Linked DNA regions of Homo sapiens: regions 2 and 3 are each linked to region 1. A link is a contact called in ENCODE Hi-C or POLR2A ChIA-PET data. All regions are on one chromosome and are shown on one strand. Each heading gives the region's core, a stretch centred on a gene start or an enhancer-like site at or near the end of the contact. The rest is flanking DNA. Distances are from core to core; before and after follow the strand shown. Region 1 holds the start of SLC35A3 (solute carrier family 35 member A3). Region 2 overlaps SLC71A1 (solute carrier family 71 member 1). Region 3 holds the start of SLC71A1 (solute carrier family 71 member 1).

Region 1 (2,619 bases), core at 42-2,541:
CACCGTCAGACTCAAATTCTGAAGGAAAAATCTGAAGCCTCCCTAAATAATATAAAATTTATTAAATGCCTCCCTAAATAATTTACATTTTATTCTGAAGCCGATCGAGAGTCACTGCGTATTTCTGAGGAAGGAATAACCAAAAAAAGAAAGTCATAAGATCTTTGGCTTTAAAAGTAATATGGAGGCAAGTGACTGGAAGGGTGCCAGGCTGAGGACAAGTCCAGTTTGGAAGTTATTGCTATAGTGCAAGTAAGAAGAGGAAAGACGAGCATATTTAGCAGACAGGTAGTGGGAATGAAAAAGGGGAGAACTAAATTTGAGATGCTGAAGAGATAGAATCAACAGTTGGGAGGAAAGTTAGCCTCAGAAATATAAGTTTACAAGTCATTCCCTTGAAACACCCTGAGTTTACCAGTGAAAGTGAATAAGAACACCAAGTAAGAAACTGCACCAAATTTCATCTTTAACTACTAAAGTCGAATGTTGATTTCAAAAACGAAAAGACTTAATTTTCAAATACTGCATTTAAGAGAACATAATAAAAGATCGTCTTTTACTATAAAGCAATGCACCCACACACCTGTTCTGATGAGAATCTCACCCCACTTCAAACAGTCCTTGTGTTCTTACTAGCCTTACCAAGGGCAGCCTTTCCATTTCTTTAAGTTCCTGCGGCTTCTTGAGCTCCAGGTGCTGGTCGGGTGCATCTGTGCCTACCACAGGGCTCAACACCGAGCGAGAGCTCATGGGATGTTCACTGAAGGAATGACGGGCCCCAGCCGGGCCCACCCGTCACTAGCTCCGCACGCACCAGGCGCTGAGGCACACACTGCCGTCTTCATTCGCTTGACACACCCCTCTCCTCGGGCCTTTTTTCCTCCTCCACCCAGTACATTCCGCACGTCGTCCGTCGGAGTTACAACGTGTCACCTCATCTGCTCCCACCCCTACTTAGCTAGCACTGTATTTCAGGTCTTCGATACCGTCCCCTTCACCCCTACAGACTTCACATCAGCCCCCTCGCATGCCTCCTCTTCCTCCTCCTCCAGGAGCTTCCCGGGCCGCCCCGCAGCCGCTAGCCTCCTGGTTCCCGCCCCTCCCCAGGTGCGCTGAGGACTCACCTCCCGCGCAGCTCGACCGGCTGAGCCCACCACCGGGGGCCGCGGTTCAGCTCCGCCGGGCGCCCCAGGCTGCCGAGTCCGCTGGGTCCTACGCGACCGCTGACCCGCAGCGCCGCCGGCTCCCGTCGCCGTAGCCACCGCCAGCTCGGTGCAGCCCAGGCGTTTCCGGGTTCCCGCGGTCCCGTCCCCCAAATGCTCCGGCTTCCGCCTCGGCTCTGGCAAATGCCGTTCCCGGCTCGGCTCTGGCAGCCCCAGCTCGGCACTTGGCAGCTCTGTCCCTAAGGCGACGCACCTGGGCTGCTCTGCTGGCAGCCCCTGGTTCCTGCTTCACCGTCGCGTGGAGGCCTGGGGCACTGCTTTCTGCTACACCTCTCCTAGGAGCGCGAAACAGATGGAGTGACACTCGTCGAGGGCCTCTGCGGGACTGTCTGTTTGCAGAGGGTGCCAAGGTGTCCACTGCGTAAGGAAGGGCAAAGTCCTTTGGGGCAAAGAACCCTGAGAGGAACGGGGAGATGGATTTTGAAAGCAAACGAACCCTCTCCTAAAAGTGACTGTCACTGACCTGAAAACAACCAGATTAGCTATGGCAAAGGCTGCCAACCAACCAGTGGTCTGCAAGAAGGCTTGTTCTTCCACTTCACCCACCCTGACTGAGATCTTGAGACTGAAGGAAACCCAAAGCCGTACCACCAATGGGCCTAGTGTCATCAACCGGGAGAGGAAAAAGAAAACTGGGCCCAGAGGATTGCAGAGTTATGAGGGACCAACCCCTTCCTGGCTGCATGGATCACAGCATTACCTTTTAAAAGTGTTCCAGTAGCTGTGTTGGAAACCCTCTAACCACGGCAGCCCATTCAGGTGATGAACAGGCTGAAATCAGTACTTCAGGTTCAGCTGGATTATCAAATAAGCGAATAGGATTATCTCTTTTTGTTAACTCAGGGCTGCTATAAATTAAGCCTATGTCTCTTTATATTGCAAATGATTAAAACCATGTCCAAGAGAGACATACTTAGAAAAAAAGTGATATTGAAGAAAAATAAGTAACTGTATTAGAGTAGAATAACTGGTTTTAAAATTTTCTGCAATACAGTCTTGAGAAAATTCCTGGATGGTAAAATACATATTAGATCTTAATACATGCCCAGTTTTTTTTGAAACCAAAATGTGCCTGTTAGATGATGATAACAGCATGCCTCGTTTTATTGTGATTTGCTTTATTGCTCTTCACAGACATTGCTTTTGTTTTTTTGTTTTTTTTTTTTACAAATTGAAGGTTTGTGGCAACCTTGCCTCAAGCACATCTATTGGTGCCATTTTTCCAACAGCATGTGCTCACTTTGTGTCTCTGTGTCACATAATATTCAATAATTTTTGCAATATTTAAATTTGTTCATCATTATTATATCTGGTATAGTGCTTTGTGATCAATGATCTTTGATGTTACTATGGTAATTGTTTTGGGGTGCTGATATGGTTTGGCTGTGTCCCCACC
Region 2 (2,619 bases), core at 82-2,581, 110 kb before region 1:
TCTCAAGGTCTCTCACTGTGTCGCCCAGGTTGGAGTTCACTGGCCTGATTTTGGCTCAGTGCAACCTCCGCCTCTGAGACTCAAGTGATCCTCCAACCTCAGCCTCCCAAGTAACTGGGACTACAAGCATGCGCCACCCTGCCCAGCTAATTTTTGCATTTTAGTGATGGGGTTTCCCCATGTTGCCCAGGCTGGTCTCCAACTCCTGAACTCAAGCAATCTGCCTGCCTCGGCCTCTCAAAGTGTTGGGATTACAGGTGTGAGCCACCATGCCCAGCCTCATCAGTAAATTTTCTATGAACAGAACAGATAAGCCACATATTCTAAGTGAGAGAAAAGGGAATATGTATCTACCTAAGGATAAATACCCTAGAATCTGCTTTTCCTGTTTATATCAAAAGCAATTTTAAAAGTCTCTACCCTGAAGATATACTTATGTTTCAGTACATAGGAGACAGAACACAGGATTAGAACATTCTGTACTTTTAAATAATTATCGCTAGTTCCTATCAACTCACCCTGTTGATCAGCATCAGCAGTTCGTGAAACAAGTGCACTGACAGCAGGAAAGGTGATGCTAGACATGGCTGCTACTGCCCCAGCAGCCCACATCATCCTATAAGGAGAGCAGCAAAACAAAAACAGTAAATTCTTCTCCACTGTACCTGAAAGTCAAACTACATAATTAAGTAATTCTTACTGTGAAATGGCTGTAGAGAAAAGGAGAACTGAACTTGCTTACTAGGTGACTATGGGCAAGTCGCTTAACAATCTGACCCTGTATACAAAGACAGCAACTTAATTCACAAGAGTGCTGTGAGGGTGTAATGTAAAATAGGGATATCATGTTCCAAACTGTAAAATGTGCTGGGTATTATTTCTACAGGCAATTGAGAGGTTATATTGAGGATAATGTATAATATAGATGACGAAACATCATCAAATATTTCCAAACACATGAAGCCAACAAGTCTTTGGCAAAGTTCTTATGGATGGATTTGTGAAGATATCGCTGATTTGATCTAATCCTTAAATTGTAAAGAACAAGTAACTTGGATGTTCCTGGCTTGATGTTTAAAAGAAATGTTTTAGGTAATTTCAATTGTGAGCACCTCTTTGCAAAGGCTAGTTTGGAGAACAAATCATCACCCTCTTGATGCTTGCTTATATCCAAGTCCAAACAGAGACGAGGCAGTCAGTTGTTTGAAATATTAGTGCAAACCATGGAGTTCAGTGCCATAATGCCTGAGCACAATAATACTATCTACGTGGGCAGCCTGACAACAAGCGTCACTACTCAAGTCCCCTGCAGGAAACCCGACTGGTCAGAAAAGCTGAGACACAGCATGAAGCTGGCACCAAAATAACTGGATTGTTTTCACTTCTGGTTTGCTATCAGTAATGATCACTGGTTATACAACTTTCTTTTTCCTGACCAGAAAAACAAAAAATGTAAATAACTTTCAGGGCCTTGTTGCTATGGGATTACATACTTTTTCCTAGTAACGGACTGATTTAGATTAAATGCTCCTTAAAGATTCAAAAGCTGTATAATCTCATTCAAAAATTCAGCCTGTCATTTAGCTATAAAAGGTCACCTTTTTAATCCTCAAGCCATTCTAGGAGAACATATAAATATACAAGTGGCAGACTTATATTAGACACATTTTGAAAGATAAAAAGCATAGTATGAGACAGATTACAGTCTACCCCTCAGTTGAGAAGCAAATAAAAACACAAGGGCTAACACCAAAATTAAAAATATTAACATTAAAATATTTATACTTACCAAGGTTCTGAACCAAAGCCATACCATGCCAACTGTAATATTTGAAATCCTAGACCCAGTAAAATGGTGTTCTTATTTCCAATTGACCTCATAAGTAAACTCAAGACTATGGTCTGAAAAAAAAAAAAAAAGATTTATCAGAATAAAGTTTTAAAAAGTGACTTCTTTCAATCTACACTATAAAAGGACTATTGGCACTTTTCTACAATTTGGCTGATTTTCAGCAATAATTGCCCTGAATATGTCTGAGATCACTAGTCCAGGTCACATAAGCAGATGAAAAGTCCCTCTGCTGACATAGATCCAGACTGAGAGTTAGAAAACTGAAAGATAAAACTTCCTATTCAGTACATTTCTACTGAGGACCACTTAAATCAGTAGTTGAAAATGGAAGGGTCAAAAGTTCTAACTAATGATTTGGAGATCCCCATTACATAATAGCCTTAAAGCTTGTTTAGGTCCAAGTTAGTCTAAAATGCTTATTTCCACAACTAAAGAAAAACTAACAGAACAATGATTACCCATATATTATTTACCTAAGTTAATCTGTTGTTGAAACCATGATGCCTTTTATAAACAGTAAATTAATAAGCTTGATTTGGGATAAATGCAGTATACTATACAGCAGACTTTAGAAAAACAGCCTGGATCATAATCTTGGCTTTGTGTGGCTCTCAGCAAGTCACTTCACTTTGAGCCTCACTTTTGTCTCTTTGCAAATGGGGATAACAGCACCTATTTCAAAACCTTGTCATGGGAATTAAATGAGATATATTTACATAAAGTTCTTAGAATTGTGCCTGGCAATAATCAGCGGTTAATAAACAATA
Region 3 (2,619 bases), core at 82-2,581, 68 kb before region 1:
GTTCTGAAATGTCATAAAATTTTGTCACGTTTTTCAACTGAATTCAGCAAATCCTCAATGGTGGCCTACTTACACATTTACTACTGTGCTAGCAGTTGATCGCGGCTCCAATAAGATATAAACAGAAATGGAATTAATGGTACAATTTCTGCACACTTCAGGTAAGTGAAACATATATATCACCTTTCCATTCTATTTCAGAACGCGGTATCAGCGGATGCAACAAAGACCACACAGTGTAGCAACGGAGAAATGTTAGCATAAAACAGTTTTGTTTTGTTTTGTTTTTCAATTAAAAATCCTACGTCCCCAGCTGGTTAACTACACACTGCATAAAGTTTACTGTGATGACAACTGTTTCTAAAAAGCAAACCTTTCTTCCCTTCAAAGTGTCCTCCTCCGATCCTTAGGCCATGACTGATTCTAATACTTTTGATCTTAAGACACACAGTGATGACTTTTCTTTGAAAACTAGCAGGTTCGAATGTAGGCCCCAGGTGTCTGCCGTCATGCTTCCGACTCCGGGAAGTGAGGGAAGCCCATCTCCGGTCAGGGTTTACTGTAAGCAGCCCAGAGCCGGAGCACCGACGCAGAGAGACGTGGAAACAGAAAGCGAACGTACTACGGGGCCGCAGCGGGATCCCCGCGCCAGACGCCACCCCGTTAGCAACATATGGGAGAGCAGGGATGGTTCCCAGCCCCTTGACAAGCGCGGCGACGGCTCCGCGGGGCCTGGCGGCGAAGGCGAGGCGAGGCTGCGGCGACGAGGGGCGCGGCGGGCGGGCCGCCGGGGGAGCCCCGCACATTCCTCCCCGCGGCGGAGGCGCACGTGGGGTTCGAGGCCGCAGGGCCTGCAGAGGCGGCCAGAGCAGAGGGCGGCAGGTGCGGGAAAGAAAGAGGACGGGCCCCGGAGGCCGCAAGCCCGAGCAGCGGAGGACGATTCCCGGAGCGGCGGCATGCGGGTCCGCGACCCCGAGGCACCGGCAGCTCGGACAGGGTGGGGGAAGGGAGGGAGGCACCGGGACGCCTAGAGACGGCAGTGTGGGGGTCTGAAGGAGAGACCGGATGGGGGCCCCGAGGGACGCTCGCCGGCGCGGAACTCAGCTCACCGTGCCTCCGTCCTTAATGATGATCTTCTTGGCCAGCATGATACTGCGGTTCGCGGCCCGTTTCTTCTTCTTCCCCTGGGTCATTTTACCATCCTCGATTCCTGGCGCTGCTGCAGCCACTCCCGGGGCGGCAGGCCCCAGCAGCTAGTGCCGTCCCACCACTACTGCCGGGCCGAGCCGCTCTGGGCGCCCGCCGCCATCTTGAGGGCCCGGCCTGCCTCCGGCGGCGCGTCACAATCGTGCGATCAGCCGACGAGCGGGCCCCGCCCCTCCCGCGTGATACCGCCCCGCCCGCTCGCCGCCAGCCCACTCTACAGTAGCCGCGCGGCCAGGGTAACCGCGGGCTCGCGTGGGTGCTGCTGGCTACCTGTACAACTTCGTGCTCCGGCGTCACCAGCTAGCTAAATCCTCGCAACGGTTCTGGGCGATAGGGGCCGTTTTTGTCCCCCTTCTTCAGCAGATGAGGGAATTTGTTTCAAAAAGTTGTTACCTGCTCACGGAAACAGACGTCCTAAGCTATTAACACAATCTCCAGCTGTGTTCTAACCAAGACAGGAACCGAAGGGAACAGTAAAAAATCATTTTCCGTAAGTAATGGGTAACTTAAGAGATAATGTAGTGTTTCAGAAACAGTCTTGTCCTTTTGGTGTTCAGGGACCCCCGCTAGAACTCAGCTGGCTCACGCTTGTTTACCTCCCTAGACCCAGGACCTTTTTTATTCCCTGCCAAAAAAAATACCTTACCTGACCGATGTCACCCTTTGTGGCCCTCTACGTTTTTACTGTATTGTTTAAAAATAAATTTGATGGGAACATTGCTAGAAAGGGCAATTTACACAAGTGGAAGTGGACTTTAAAGTATCACAATGTTAAAATTAGATATTGATAACTACCGTGTTGTATAATAGAATATCCTTTTCCTTAAGAGAAAAACACGAGGGATAGGGATACACCGCATGCTCCCTACTCTCAGATGGTTAGGGAGTAACATGTATGTGTATGTATATGTAGGTGGGGAAAAGAGAGGGACAAAGCAAAATGGCGAATGTTTAAAAGTACTGAAACTAGGTATGGTAGTTCTAAGATATGTTCACAGATTCAATGATATTCCTCCCTGGAAGAGGTGGACTCTAATTCCCCTCCCCTTGAGTGTAGACTAGGCTTAGTGACTCTTGATAGATCAAAACAGAAGTGACAGTATTGACTTCAGAGGCTAGGTCATAAAAGGCACTGCATCTTCCTTTGCGGGTCTCTTTTTCATTCATTTTGGGGCTTGGAGCCTGGGGAAGCCTGCTTCCGTGTTTTCAGGACACTCAAGCAGCCTATGGAGAGATCCAGTTGTCCAGGAACTGTTTGTAGCCTCCTACCAAATGCCACGGAGTGAGTCACTTTGGAAGTAGATCCTCCAACCTTGGTCAAGCCTTTGGCTGACTACAACTTCATGAGAGACCCAGAGGTAGGACCACCTAGCTTAGCCACTCCTGGAATCCTGACTCAGAAACAGTGTAAGA

The links. A loop is a pair of places that touch in the nucleus more often than their neighbours do. ChIA-PET counts read pairs that join two places held with the same protein, here RNA polymerase II (POLR2A). Pooled maps may share reads with other maps.
Region 2: a map of GM12878 shows a loop between it and region 1 (6-fold over the local background). The contact joins the enhancer-like site here to the promoter of SLC35A3 in region 1. A Hi-C loop is called at or near these places in 1 of 168 maps with a recorded cell type or tissue (GM12878), 6 of 37 single-sample maps with no recorded cell type and 4 of 50 pooled maps. POLR2A ChIA-PET finds 5 or more read pairs at or near these places in 5 of 52 experiments (H1, K562, activated CD4-positive, alpha-beta T cell and 2 more).
Region 3: a loop to region 1 is called in a map of gastrocnemius medialis, with 11 times the contacts of the local background. The contact joins the promoter of SLC71A1 here to the promoter of SLC35A3 in region 1. A Hi-C loop is called at or near these places in 32 of 168 maps with a recorded cell type or tissue (B cell, CD4-positive, alpha-beta T cell, CD4-positive, alpha-beta memory T cell and 23 more), 23 of 37 single-sample maps with no recorded cell type and 34 of 50 pooled maps. POLR2A ChIA-PET finds 5 or more read pairs at or near these places in 32 of 52 experiments (A549, AG04450, CD4-positive, alpha-beta T cell and 25 more).

Annotation. Positions count from the first base shown.
Region 1 is chr1:99,968,668-99,971,286 of GRCh38, reverse strand. SLC35A3 (solute carrier family 35 member A3) reads right to left here and starts at 1,291. Exons shown (of 8, transcript NM_012243.3): 1 at 1,125-1,291. The region is part of intron 1 of LOC124904230 (a long non-coding RNA gene); the gene reads left to right. RefSeq lists enhancers at 842-931, 1,652-1,701, 1,762-1,811 and a silencer at 1,052-1,251.
Region 2 is chr1:100,076,448-100,079,066 of GRCh38, reverse strand. It overlaps SLC71A1 (solute carrier family 71 member 1), which reads right to left. Exons shown (of 12, transcript NM_033055.3): 9 at 1,790-1,902; 10 at 519-616. Among named protein-coding and RNA genes, the nearest start is that of SLC71A1, 40 kb to the right of the region's middle. RefSeq lists enhancers at 1,186-1,335, 1,346-1,395. Within about 2 kb of position 1,331, at least 2 of the 41 ENCODE cell types and tissues checked have a DNase peak (open chromatin) inside an H3K27ac peak, as active enhancers do; they include GM12878, where a contact is called at or near this core.
Region 3 is chr1:100,036,807-100,039,425 of GRCh38, reverse strand. It overlaps SLC71A1 (solute carrier family 71 member 1), which reads right to left and starts at 1,331. Exons shown (of 12, transcript NM_033055.3): 1 at 1,110-1,331. The coding sequence starts at 1,193. LOC124904230 (a long non-coding RNA gene) reads left to right here and starts at 1,418. Exons shown (of 7, transcript XR_007066251.1): 1 at 1,418-1,696. RefSeq lists silencers at 705-894, 1,355-1,534 and enhancers at 1,015-1,294, 1,257-1,859.